3 separate regions of the Homo sapiens genome follow, and all the other regions are linked to region 2. Evidence: chromatin contacts called from ENCODE Hi-C or POLR2A ChIA-PET data. All regions are on one chromosome and are shown on one strand. Each heading gives the region's core, a stretch centred on a gene start or an enhancer-like site at or near the end of the contact. The rest is flanking DNA. Distances are from core to core; before and after follow the strand shown. Region 1 overlaps RAB11FIP4 (RAB11 family interacting protein 4). Region 2 holds the start of NF1 (neurofibromin 1). Region 3 holds the start of CRLF3 (cytokine receptor like factor 3).

Region 1 (4,509 bases), core at 590-3,089, 400 kb after region 2:
AGAACTGGAGTGTGGGAGAGTGGGCGGGCTCTCTCTCTTTAGTCATCTGTGGTCACCCCCCACCCCCCTGCGCTGTGCAAGCCTGATACCATGGAAAGGGAACCCACATTTCAAATAGCTGCTGCTGCTCCGGTGAACTTGGGGTAAGGGAGCTGAGGGGTGTCTACCCTCTGCACCAGACTCAAGTCTCCCTCCTAGAATAGGAGCGAGAATAGCAGCAAGTCCCTGCCCCCTGCTCCCTCGTTTTCCTGGAAGAAATGCCTACCTAAGACACAGACACCTGCATCCCACGCTTTGTCACCCAATGCCTGTTTCCTTAAGGAGAAAAAATGGGCGCCAGAAAACTTCTAGGTCTAGATCCTGGCTCTGTTGCTCGCTAGTTGTGGAACTTTGGACAGGCGACCTCACCCTTCTGATTTCACTTTCCCTGGCCTCACTCTTCACTCCCTCTGCCTGTGGGCAGGCAGCAGCATGGTTCTGTGGGGTCCTAAGGACCCCAGGGAGTCACTCCCACATTTGGGCAGCAGCTTTGGGTTTAGTCTGTCCAGTTTAGGGCCCCAGATCGTATATGTGTGTGTGCACACACGTGTGTGTTTGCGTGTCAGGCAGCATTCAGATGGGGCATCCTGTTCATCCACCCCCCTGCTTTGGGGTGGCTGAGGGTTGGGGTGCCCAACAGGTAGAATGGGGTTGATAATAGCACCTGCCTCGCAGGGTGATGGTGAAAATAAAATGAGCCATGGTGATTTAAGATGCCCAGTCTAGGTTCTGGCCTTTACTTAGTTGACACTCGTGGACGGTTAGATGGTTAGAGAGGCAGGCCAGTTTAGTACCAAAATGCCTTCAGAGTCAGGCTGTCTCTGGGTTCAGATCCTGGCTCTGCCCCTTGCTATTGGTGGAATCTTAGACAAGTTATTTAATTTCTCTGTGCCTCAGCTTCCCCACCTGTAAAACGAGGATGAGGCTAGTACCTCCCTCACAGGGTTCGTGGTAAGAGGATGAGGCTAGTACCTCCCTCACAGGGTTCGTGGTAAGGCTCAAATATGTAAATGTATGAAAAGCACTTAAAACTGTGCTTTGGGGTGAGCTGTTATTCTTAGTTCCTGCAGGCTTCAGCTGGTTTGATTGTTGTGACTAATAACCTTCGCACCTAACAGAATGTCTTGCCGGGGAGTGTCATGGCCCAAACAGGAAGGTGGCAGCGGAAAAACTCCATTACTCAAGGGCCTTTGCAAGAGAAGCAAAACTCTACTTCCTCAGCTTCTGTGGGTTTTTAAATCTTTTTTTTCAATTTTAATTTTAATTTTTTTAAAAAAAAAGTAGAAATGAGGTGTTACTATGTTACCCAGGCTGATCTCGAATTCCTGCCCTCAGGTGATCCTCCCACCGCGGCCCCCCAAAGTGCTGGGATTACAGGCATGAGCCTCTGCACCCAGCCAGCTTCTGTGTTTTTAACAAACCTTGCTCGGGCTCTGCAGATACAGATTCTGGGTCTGGGGTGAAGTGACTAGCATTTGTGTGGCAGTCTGTGAATGAGATGTCAAGCAGCTTCCGAGGTAACAGACTTCTCCCCAGGTTCAGTGAGGGAGACTGTACCTAGCCTGTCCTTCCAGAGGCTGCTCACACTGCCAGGCTGTGGCTGGCCTGCCAAGGGGAGGATGGCCCTCCACACCTCGGCCCACCTGCCCTTCACCTCCAGCCAGGGCCTGCCTGTCCATCCACCTGTGCCTAGCTGGAAAAGCTGGCTTGGAGCAGTGCTGCCCATCTGCCACTGCCAGCCCCCAGCATCTGCCTTATTAAAATGCTGAGGCTCTGGCTGGCCACAAGCCCCAGGAGATTTGGAGAAAAGCCAGACAAAAAGGTGCAGGCTGTGCCACCGCCCAGCCACACTGGGTGACTGCCCTTGGTAGTTAACCACAGAGTCATCCAGCTTGGCTGCCCAGAGGTCTATAGCTCCACTCAGGCGAAGCTGGCTAGCCTGGCCTAGCCTGGCTGGTTAGGTGGGCAGGACAGCCTCCACTTGACTGATTTTTTTTTTTTTTTTTTTTTTTTTTGAGACAGGGTTTCGCATTTCTGCCCAGGCTAGAGTGCAGCGATACAATCTTGGCTCACTGTAGCCTCGACCTCCTGGGCTCAAGTGATCCTCCCACCTCAGCTGCCTGAGTAGCTGGGTGCACCACCACTCCCGGCTATTTATTCATTTGGTAGAGATGAGGTCTCACTATGTCACCCATGCTGGTCTCAAACTTCTAGGCGCAAGCAATCCTTCCACCTTGGCCTCCCAAAGTGCTGGAATTACAGGCATGAGCCACCATGCTTGACTCGTCTGACTGATGTTAGGCAACCTTGAATTGATGGTCTCCTGGTGAAATGAGGGTTCTTGTTGACAAGGCAGGTCTGGCCAACACATTTTTGTATGATTATCTGCACGATTGCATCAGTTATTAGCAAAGAAGGATTTTATAGCAGCAGGTGTGTGCTCATGTGCTTGTGTGGAGTTGTTGACTGCCCTTCACTGCACACACACAGTCTGCGGAACTGTGACTGAATCCCTGTTCCCTACTCACACTTACATGGTATTTTCTGGGATTCTAAGGCACATTCTTTTTTTCCTTTCCTTTTTTTCCATTTAACATCTTAAATTGGAATGTGTCGCACATTTGCGGATTATTATAATTTGACAGCGCCTTTTTCTTGGCATACTTGAAATAACGGTGCATTGTAAAATCAGAGGTGTCTCAGATTTAATGAAATAGAAACTAGGTAACCTCTGGGGAACTTATATAATTTGTCCAGTTCCTCCAAGGATGCAGGTGGAGCCACCTTGTAGTGGTGGCAGATTATATGAGGGGACCCTGATGTGGTTCAAGGGGACAACCTTGGATTGGGCTTAGATTCCAGCTTTATGGCTCGCCAGCTGTGTGGCCTTGGCAAAGTAGAGCGACCTCTCTGAGCCTCGGGATTTTCCTCCCACCACATATGAATCGTGGCTCCACAGTTGTCATGGCTGTGTGCAAGGCAACATTCCCTGTTTCTCTTGCTGGGTATCATCTAAGGTCTGCCCCGTTCCATCTGGGTTAAGAGGGAAAATGAGGGCTGGGAGTGGGTCACTGGCCTTCCCAAGGGAGCAGAGGGAAACTGGTGTTCCAAGGGCTTCTTGACTCAGTTTATAATCCTTGGACATTACTCTTCTTCCCTCGTCCTTCTCCCCCTTTGCCTGAGTTTTCATTTTCACATGTGTTTCCTTTTAGCAATTTTCTTTCAAATCTCTCCTCTCCCTTTCTGTAAAGTCTTCCCACATGTAGCCTCTTTGAAGCTCCCTGGGGTGGGAAAGGGGAGGAGGGCTCTGCCTGATGGCCTGGATGGCACAGACCTCAGAAGCCCAGTGTGCTGTGGTCCCTGCAAGCTTCAGCTCAAGTCCAAGTTCTGGTACCATCAGCGTTGCTAACTGCCATTCCTGTGGCTGCAGGGTCAGCCTGAGTCCACTCCAGTGCACAGTGTTGTCCATGGGGTGCTGGATGTCGCATCGCTGAGAGCATTTGGTATTCTCTGTACCCTCCTTGCTGCGTTAAAATCAGACCTGGTTCAAATCCCAGCCCTGCGACCTTTCACGAATTACTTAACCTCCTTGAACCTGTGTATTCTCATCTAAATAGTGGCTGATGCACAGAAATACCTGGCACACAATAGGTGCTTAGCAGATGCGTGCTTTCCTTGTTCTCAAATGTTTAAGACCCCTTTGTGGACAGGCACGATGGTTCATGCCTGTAATCCCAGCACTTTGGGAGGCCAACGCGGGCGGATCACCTGAGGTCAAGAGTTCGAGACCAGCCTGACCAACATGGTGAAACCCCATCTCTACTGAAAATACAAAAATCAGCCCGGCGTGGTGGCAGGCGCCTGTAATCCCAGCTACCTAGGAGGCTGAGGCAGGAGAATCGCTGGAACCCGGAAGGCAGAGCCTGCAGTGAGCCGAGATCATGCCACTGCACTCCAGCCTGGGCGACAGAGCGATACTCCATCTCAAAAACAAAACAAAAAAAAAACTGCTTTGTGCTTGTTTAGGTGTTAAGGATCTCGGGGAGTGCCAGCCAGTGGCACTGCTCCTGAGACAGACGGAGGAGTTCTGGGCAGGGGGCAGTGGCAAAGGCACAGGGGCCTGTGTGAGCAGGATGTGTCAGGGGCCCCGTCCTTCAGGATGGCTGGGCTGCAGTGGGGTGAGGCAGGACGGAGAGAGAGGAGGAAGAGTGGTGGGGTGGGCACCCAGTCGGCACCTACAGGGGTGCACATGACAAGGCTGCACAGGGTCTGGCTGGAGCAGTACAGAGGGTTAGGTGTGGGCTGTTCATGGAAGTCGGGGCTGAGTTGGGGAGGCACCAGGAGACAGCCACATGGGGATGTCTGGGTGACAGTGGCCCCCAAGCAGGGGCTGAGTGTGCGCTGCTGGCTAGAGGGAGGCTTTAAGAGCAGGTGATGGTTTTAAACCTTGTTTTCCTTGGAGATCTTCTC
Region 2 (4,081 bases), core at 1,116-3,615:
GCTGAGGGTTTGGGCAGTTGCATCCAGTGTAGGGAAGAAGATCAGGGAGATAGACAGGCAAAAAGCCATGGCAACAAGGAAGTAGTTAGGGACTTTCAGAGGAAGTATGAGAAAAGGAGAGGAAGGTCATAGGTCTGAAGTTTAGCAGTGCAGTAGGGGGCACTGGAATACTATCTTGGGGGTATGAGTGAGTGCTTTTTCAGGGGTCCTACTTGGGAGAAACATAGATAGACATTCATTTAATATTCATCCATTTCTTTCCAGCATAGTCATCATTCTGACATCATCTAAAAGAAATTAGTATCTGCATTGCATCCTTAAAGAAGAAGGGACAAAAGACATGTCCAAACTGTCTGTCTGTTCTAGTGGAATAAAACATTAATTTAATATGTATTTTGGACAACCACCAACCTAGAGATTGGAAACTTTTCTCAAGGATATATCTCTCTGTATGTGGGCTACTGGCTTTGTGGCTTTTCTGTAGGAAAATTAAAATTCTAGTTTTGTTCTCCCTTATCACCCAGTGTCTGTGTGGCTTAACTGGCTGATTAGCGCGTGCTTGGAATGTGTAAATTCATTTTAACATTGGCCTAGGGGCCTGTGTGGTAGCTCACCCCTGTCATCCCAGCACTTTGGGAGGCCAAGGCAGGGGGATCACTTGAGGCCAGGAGTTCCAGACCAGCCTGGGCAACATAGCAAGACTGTGTCTCTACCAAAAAAAAAAAAAAAAAAAAAATTAGCCAAAGCAGGGTGACACTCACCTGTAGTCCCAGCTATTCAGGAGCTTGAGGTGGGAGGATCACTTCGGCCCAGGAGTCTGAGGCTGGAGTGAGCTATGATTGAGCCACTGCACTCCACTGCACAGAGTCAGACCTTGTCTCTGAAAAACAAAAACATTTGCCTAGGTAAAATGTATCGAGGAAGACAAATTTTAAAATTACTCATTCCAGGCCAGGTGCGGTGGCTCACACCTGTAATCCCAGTACTTTGGGAGGCTGAGGTGGGCGGATCATGAGGTCAGGAGTTCAAGACCAGCCTGGCCAATATGGTGAAACACCGTCTCTACTAAAAATACAAAAATTAGCCGGCTGTGGTGGCGCATGCCTGTAGTCCCAGCTACTCGGGAGGCTGAGGCAGAAGAATCACTTCAACCGGGAGGCGGAGGTTGCAGTGAGCCGAGATCGCGCCTCTGCACTCCAGCCTGGGTGACAGGGTGAGACTCTGTCTTAAAAAAAAAAAAAAAAAATTAGTCATTCCAAAGTCCAATGTCAGACATAGATTATCCGTTGTTTTGGATGTAATCCTCTTCCTGGAAAACTGGCACAACCCAATTACACATGAAATCCTTTCAACTCTGGTATTGGAGGTATAGGGAAGGACTTTGTTTTAGGAGACCCATAGTCTACCTCTATTGTTCTAGGAGTTAAACCACGTTGGTTTACATCCTGACTTTGCCACCTGTCAACTCAGACCTTGGGCAAATCAAAGGTCTGAGGGAGGAGTGCAGGCTCCCAGCGTTCCCACGGGGGTGGGGACGTGACGTATTCATCAGTTCATGAAGTTAATGATATGTATTGAAAAGGTTTGTTCAAGGATTTAAATAAGACGATGAATATATTGAATTAATAATGAATGCAAGGCCTTAAAGGTGTTTTGAGGGTGGTGAAACTTGAATCTCTCATCAACTGTGCAATAGTTATATTAACTTGGATGGCTATGAGTTTTGCAGAGGAAAGCTGGGCTTAAATCCCAATGCTAGACCTGGTGGCTAGACCTTGATTGCCACCGGGTCTAGCATTGGGATTTAAGCGACCTCTAAAAAAAAAAAATCACGGAATCTCTCTTTGGCCTTCCTTTTTTGTTTCTCAGCAGTCTACCAAGCTACGAAGAACCTGAAAATCGGAGGTCGTGTACCTTATTTTTTCTGAGAGCTTAAGCTGAGAGCACAGCCTCCCCAGGAGATTAGCGGCAGAGATCCGCGCGCTGGGAGAAAGGCTAGCCCCAGGGCGCCCTAACTTCCAACTCCGGGAGCAATCCAAACCCGGAGGCCGGCGGGGGAGGGGACAGCTGTAGGGGGCGGTGGGGATGGGAGTGGATGCTCCCGGGTCAGCTCTGGCACTCGCCAGCTGAGCCCAGCGCCAGTCTAGGTGAGCCCCACGGCGGTGAGGGACGCTCGCCAGACGGCCCAGAGGAGTTAGATGACGTCACCTCCAGGAGGACTCGCTTTTTCATTAATGAAACCGGCCGGCGCGGGCGCATGCGCGGCAGGCCGCCTTCCCTCTCGCTTCCCCCTCCCCTTTCCCAGCCGCGCTCTCAATCTCTAGCTCGCTCGCGCTCCCTCTCCCCGGGCCGTGGAAAGGATCCCACTTCCGGTGGGGTGTCATGGCGGCGTCTCGGACTGTGATGGCTGTGGGGAGACGGCGCTAGTGGGGAGAGCGACCAAGAGGCCCCCTCCCCTCCCCGGGTCCCCTTCCCCTATCCCCCTCCCCCCAGCCTCCTTGCCAACGCCCCCTTTCCCTCTCCCCCTCCCGCTCGGCGCTGACCCCCCATCCCCACCCCCGTGGGAACACTGGGAGCCTGCACTCCACAGACCCTCTCCTTGCCTCTTCCCTCACCTCAGCCTCCGCTCCCCGCCCTCTTCCCGGCCCAGGGCGCCGGCCCACCCTTCCCTCCGCCGCCCCCCGGCCGCGGGGAGGACATGGCCGCGCACAGGCCGGTGGAATGGGTCCAGGCCGTGGTCAGCCGCTTCGACGAGCAGGTAACCGGCCCGTGGCGGGCGGGAGGTGGGAGCGGAGTGGGGGTGGGGACAGAGTAGGTGAGGGGAGGTAGGAGCGGCCGCCTCCCCCGCGGCTGCCTCAGGCTCTGGAGGAAAGGAAGGGAAGGGAAGAGAAGGGAAGGGGGGATAAGTGGGGGTGGCCAAGGCGGGAGGTGAGGGGTAGGAGGGGACAGCTGGGAGCTTGGGCACCCTTTCCCTCCTAAGTCGGGGGGTGGGGCCTTGTCCCTGACCAGCCTCCGACCCTCCATCCCCTTTATCCCAGCCCTTCCGCTTGGAAATGGGGATGAGTGACCTGGGGGCGCCTTTAGGGGCGCGCCATCTGGATTTAATAATTACCCCCTTACTTTTGTTTTTGAGCAGAGGTGGGTAACGTTTAGGGGTTCTCTCTTCCTCTTCCCTCCGTGACCCTCCTAACTGGGGACGAGCGAACCCTAAGGCCTGTCTTATATACCCTCAATAGGAGAACGATAACATTCCGCCCCTCCCCCAGTTTCTTCAGCTTCCTCTCCTGGAGGGGGAAGAGCAGAAGAAAGCAAGGAAGGCACAGGTTTTCTTACTTTCTGCTCCATCGTCTCATCCTGCCCCGAGAGCTTCAAGTGCACACTCACTGCACATCTTTGTGATGCCCTACAACGTCGTCCCCCATATCCTGATGACACAGACTGCCTTTTTTTTTTATTGCCGTTTGCAGTGGAAACCGTGGTTCTGAAATATCTTCCCCTTCCTTGATAATTGCAGTCTCTTCCCCCCCCCCTTTTTTTTTTGCCAGCGGTCTGAGGATGTGATGCATTCTCGAGTGAGAATGTTGGGGAGTAAAGGGGAGAAGGGTGAAAGGAAAGTGAGAAACTGCTTCAGAGCCACCGACAACAGAGCAAAGCCAGCTGGGATGTGGTCCTGGAGCGGATCATTCTGCTAGTGTTTGTGGTTGTTTTTGACTCTCTCCTGGTTGACAAGAGAACTTTCATTGAGAATATTTGGGATGAAAAAAAAGTTTTGTAGCTTGAGGAGGTGACTTTTTATCGCCTGAGTTTCACACAATAAATCCTGGGGCTGATTAGAATAAATGCACACATAGCCTTTTGTCAGTGGAAATTGGTTTAACTTTGTGTTGCTGTAGGTAGTTGGGGATGGTTTAAGGGATGCTTTCTGCAGCTGTGGGTGCAGTGGGCTTCCTGTGATGGGGGAATTGTTTAAGATTGAGTCAACCTATTTTGTTTACTGGATATAATGGTAAAACATTATGGGAGCTGAAGGGGTGGGGGAAGAGCTCTTCTGTTATTTGATGCATAAACATTTCTTTACGGG
Region 3 (4,244 bases), core at 57-2,556, 270 kb before region 2:
TACATACTTATATATGTTTGTATATGTTTTATATATATATATAAAACCCAAAACATGTTGAGTCGTTAATGATGAGAATATCCAAAGACACTGTTAGCACAGCACTTTTCTACCATTTTCAGGTTATATGCAGCAAGGAAGTGCTAAGACGACCAACTAGATTAATATCAAGTATGACCCAGAGAAATTCAGATGGAATCCCACTCACTCAAAAAGCACTTATTAAGCAGTTGCGTTAATAGTACTCTGAAGATTATCCGTCCTATCGCCAATTGGCAGCGGGTTATATCTTTTTCTATATATATTCGAGGGTATAGAGAAACCATATGGCTTTCCTGTATCTTTGATAACTCTTGCCCTGTGAAACAGATAACTGCACCACTTGAAATTATATTTAGCTTTTCCTTTCAGCACTCCTCTCTTAAAATCTATTTTTCCATTTCTCTATACCTTTGTATTCCCTCTCTCAAGGAAAAGGAAATCATTTTCCTTCTGCTCTTCCAACATAGCTTCACCTTCACCTTAAATTTTAAACCTTCTAGAACAGGATTACTCTAAATGATTTTTTAAAAAGCATTCAAGATCGTATGACATATTATTCAGGCATTAACCGCATTTATTGTCAAATGCTACTGCTTCTCAATCCCTACCTCTCCCTCACTCTCGCCCCTTAGTCCTCCCCTTCCAATATCCATTTTGTCTCCACTTTCAGCTCTCCCAGGTCACTGTCCCACCTCTTCCTCAGGCTCTCTAAAATCAATGCCTCCCCGCCTACCCACCGCAGGTTTTTTACCAGTCTCCTCCTCCCCCGACTCATCACTACCCGCATGACCCCCTCGGATTCTGCTCTGGTCCCTCACTCTCCCAAACTTCGGAGGCCACCGCTACTCCCATCGCTGCCCCACAGTTTAGTGAACGCTCCTCACACCCTCCCTCCACCCCCAAAACTTCCCCTTACGACCTCCCCAACTCCCACCTTCCCCGTTCCCAGACTCCATTAGGTCTCCTTTCAAATGAATGCCTCTTCCCTACTCCAGAGTTTTCGGACAGTCCCACCCCTCAAAGCCCTCCCAGCCTTCGCCCGGCATCCGCGCCACCCCCGGGCCCACAGCGCCCCTGTGGGTGTGGCCCTCCGACCTGCCTCCGCGCCTCACGCAGCCCCTCAAGCCGGTGACCCAGCTCCCGCCGGTAGCTCTGCGCTGCCTCCACGTTCTCGCGGGCCTCCTGCAACAGCAGCTCAGGCTCCAGCTCCATCGCCCCCCTCATCTGGCCGCGCGGCCGGCGAAACCTAGCGCGGGTTCCCGACTGCACCGGGCGCCTCCAAGCGGCCCGGCGCGGCCTCGCGCAGGCGGAAGCACCGCCCAGCCCCGCCGCCCCATGCCCCACGACGACCTTGATTGACGGGCGCACGGCGGCGCCTCGCGCGGGTGGCGTCCGGGTCCCAGCGCCGCCCGCCCCGCGGCTCACCCCGCCTCTTCCGTGCTGCGGCACAGCGCCGCTGGTTGGGCCTCCTTGGGAAACGTGCTGAGGCCTGGCAAGGTTGATAACCCGCACCTTGCCAAGTGCTTCTCACAGCTCATCGCATTCTTGCCTGACCTTCAGCCCTACCTGTATCTCCATTGCTCAGATGAGGAAATTGAGGGATAAAGGGGGGAATCGGCCGGGCGCGGTGGCTCACGCCTGCAGTCCCAGCACTTTGGGAGGCCGAGGCGGGCGGATCCCTTGAGCTCTGGAGTTCGAGACCCAGCCTGGGCAACACGGCGAAACCCTCTCTCACCAAAAATACTACTACTATTACTATTACTACTACTACTACTGCTACTACTAGCAACACGTAGTGGAGCACGCCTGTGGTCCCAGTGGATCGCTTGAGCCCGGGGGCCGAGGCTGCAGTGAGCTGTAATGGAGCCACTGCACTCCAGCCTGGGCGACAGAGCGAGACCCTGTCTCTAAATAAAAAATACTTTTTTTTAAATTAAAAATTTTAAAAAATAGCGAATCGACTTTTCCAAGCCGCAGAATTTGAGCCCAGATCTGATGACAAAAGCCCTGGTCCTTAAGAGCAGAGCAGGCCTTAGGGGAATTTACTAAGACCCAGGTGTCAGCGGGGAGCAGTGGCTCACGCCTGTAATCCCAGCACTTTGGGAGGCCGAGACGGGTGGATCACTGAGGTCAGAAGTTCAAGAGCAGCCATGGCCAACCTGGTGAAACCTCATCTCTACTAAAAATACAAAAATTAGCCGGGTGTGGTGGTGGGCGCCTGTAATCCCAGCTACTCGAGGGCTGAGGCAGGATAATTGCTTGAACCGGGAGGCAGAGGTTGCAGTGAGCCAAGATTGTGCCACTGCACTCCAACCTGGGCAACAAAGCGAGACTCGGTCTCAAAAAACAACAACAAAACCCAGGTGTCACCACCCAGAAGCTCGTGGACGAATGGGGGATCCAAGAGAGAGGCCCAAGAGATGACCAGCAGGACAGCAATTCTGGCACAAGTCCAAGAAGGGTGTTGGCAAGTGTTATCTGTAAGGACCGTAGTGAATAAGCTGGGCTTGGGCTTGCCAGACCGGAAGGTATCTGTCACAATAGGTGTGACTGTATGTAATAAAACCTTATGGGCAGGGCATGGTGGCTCACACCAGTAATCTTGGGAAGCTAAGGCAGGAGGATTGCTTGAGCCCAGGAGTTTGAGACCAGCCTTTGCAACATGAGGAGACCTCCTCTCTACAAAAAGATTTAAAAAAAAAATTAGCCGCGGGTGGTGGCGCCCTCCTGTGGTCCCAGCAATTCAGGAGGCTGAGGTGGGAGGATTCCTTGAGCCTAGGAGTTAGAGACCAACCTGGGTAACATAGCAAGACCCTATGTCTATAAAAATAAAAATAAATAAATAAATAAGTAAAATTACAAGGAAAACTTCCATAAAACCAGGACATGAATCTTGGTCTCATTCAACTTTGTTTTCTTAGTCTGATGGAAGGCAAGAAGTGTGTATCTAACATATCTACACTATACCCAAAAACAAAACAAATAAGAAAATTGAAGGAAATATTCTAAAACTGCTTACCCCTAGACTTGACATTTTTAGATGCATTGTTTTTAAATTTAGAGCATGAATTCCTAAAGAGTAAATGTTCTCGAGGAAACTGGTTTAGAAGTAGATGTCAGCTAGCCATCAGACAGAGTTTTACAGAGATATCTCCATGGCATCACATTGGTCCAGAACTGACTTTTCAAGTGTACCCAGAGGATTCCAGGGAACAGACTCTTGCTAATAAGACTCACAAGAAACAAACTAAGCAGCTTGCCAATTTATTTATTTACAACAGGAATATAATTGTTGAAAAAAATCACAATAGCTGGAAAATCAAGTTATAACCAGAGAGTTGGATTCAGATCAGAATACGTTGGTCATCTGGTCAGCAAAGGCTTTTTCCCTCTCCTGTCTCCAACCTCTTCTCAGAAAGCTCCTAACTGGGCTGGGTGTGGTGGCTCATGCTTGTAATCCCAGCACTTTGGGAGGCCTAGGTGGGTGGATCACGAGGTCAGGAGTTCAAGAACAACCTGACTAACAGGGTGAAACCTCATCTCTACTAAAAACACAAAAAATTAGCCGGGCTTGGTGGTGGCGCGCACCTGTAATCCCAGCTACTCAGGAGGCTGAGGCAGGAGAATTGCTTGAACCCAGGAGGCAGAGGTTGCAGTGAGCTGAGATAGTGCCACTGCACTCCAGTCTGAGCGACACAGCAAGACTACGTCTCAAAAAAAAAAAAAAAAAAAAAAAAAAAAAGAACGCTCCTAACTGTACTGGACACATAGTTGACAATTTTTTGCTCTCTGACTCCACCTTTCATTCCAGCTTTTTTTTTTTGAGACAGGGGCTTGCCTGTCACCTGTCACACAGGCTGGAGTGCAGTGACACAATCAGGGCTCACTGCACCCTTGATCTCCTGGGCTCAAACGATTCTCCCACCTCAGTCTGCCTAGTAGGTAGGATTATAGACACCTGCCAGTAGACCCAGACACTTCTTTAATTTTTTTGTTTGTTTGAGACAGAGTCTCCCTCTGTCGCCCAGGCTGGAGTGTAGTGGCACCATCTCGGCTCACTGCAACCTCCACCTCCTGGATTCAAGCAATTCTCCTGCCACAGCCTCCAGAGTAGCTGGGATTACAGGCGCCCACTACCACACCCAGCTAATTTTTGTGTTTTCTTTTTTTGTTTTTGTTTTTTTGAGATGGAGTCCTGCACT

What was found. A loop is a pair of places that touch in the nucleus more often than their neighbours do. ChIA-PET counts read pairs that join two places held with the same protein, here RNA polymerase II (POLR2A). Pooled maps may share reads with other maps.
Region 1: a pooled map shows a loop between it and region 2 (7-fold over the local background). The contact joins the enhancer-like site here to the promoter of NF1 in region 2. A Hi-C loop is called at or near these places in 3 of 37 single-sample maps with no recorded cell type and 9 of 50 pooled maps. POLR2A ChIA-PET finds 5 or more read pairs at or near these places in 6 of 52 experiments (Caco-2, HEK293, T-cell and 3 more).
Region 3: a map of gastrocnemius medialis shows a loop between it and region 2 (2.4-fold over the local background). The contact joins the promoter of CRLF3 here to the promoter of NF1 in region 2. A Hi-C loop is called at or near these places in 1 of 168 maps with a recorded cell type or tissue (gastrocnemius medialis) and 13 of 50 pooled maps. POLR2A ChIA-PET finds 5 or more read pairs at or near these places in 6 of 52 experiments (CD4-positive, alpha-beta T cell, HEK293, Panc1 and 3 more).

What each region holds. Positions count from the first base shown.
Region 1 is chr17:31,493,339-31,497,847 of GRCh38, forward strand. All of the region lies in intron 3 of RAB11FIP4 (RAB11 family interacting protein 4), which reads left to right. Among named protein-coding and RNA genes, the nearest start is that of MIR4724, 39 kb to the right of the region's middle. Within about 2 kb of position 1,840, at least 18 of the 41 ENCODE cell types and tissues checked have a DNase peak (open chromatin) inside an H3K27ac peak, as active enhancers do.
Region 2 is chr17:31,092,612-31,096,692 of GRCh38, forward strand. NF1 (neurofibromin 1) reads left to right here and starts at 2,366. Exons shown (of 58, transcript NM_001042492.3): 1 at 2,366-2,758. The coding sequence starts at 2,699. It overlaps MIR4733HG (MIR4733 host gene), which reads right to left and starts at 2,879. Exons shown (of 4, transcript NR_186435.1): 1 at 2,616-2,879; 2 at 762-880. It overlaps MIR4733 (microRNA 4733), which reads right to left and starts at 1,814; the gene lies at 1,739-1,814. LOC124903974 (a long non-coding RNA gene) reads left to right here. Exons shown (of 2, transcript XR_007065704.1): 2 at 265-516. RefSeq lists a promoter at 1,946-2,371, cis regulatory regions at 1,979-2,218, 2,445-2,755, an enhancer at 2,359-2,376 and silencers at 2,611-2,680, 2,721-2,770.
Region 3 is chr17:30,823,386-30,827,629 of GRCh38, forward strand. CRLF3 (cytokine receptor like factor 3) reads right to left here and starts at 1,307. Exons shown (of 8, transcript NM_015986.4): 1 at 1,138-1,307. The coding sequence starts at 1,266. RefSeq lists a silencer at 1,219-1,598 and an enhancer at 1,306-1,600.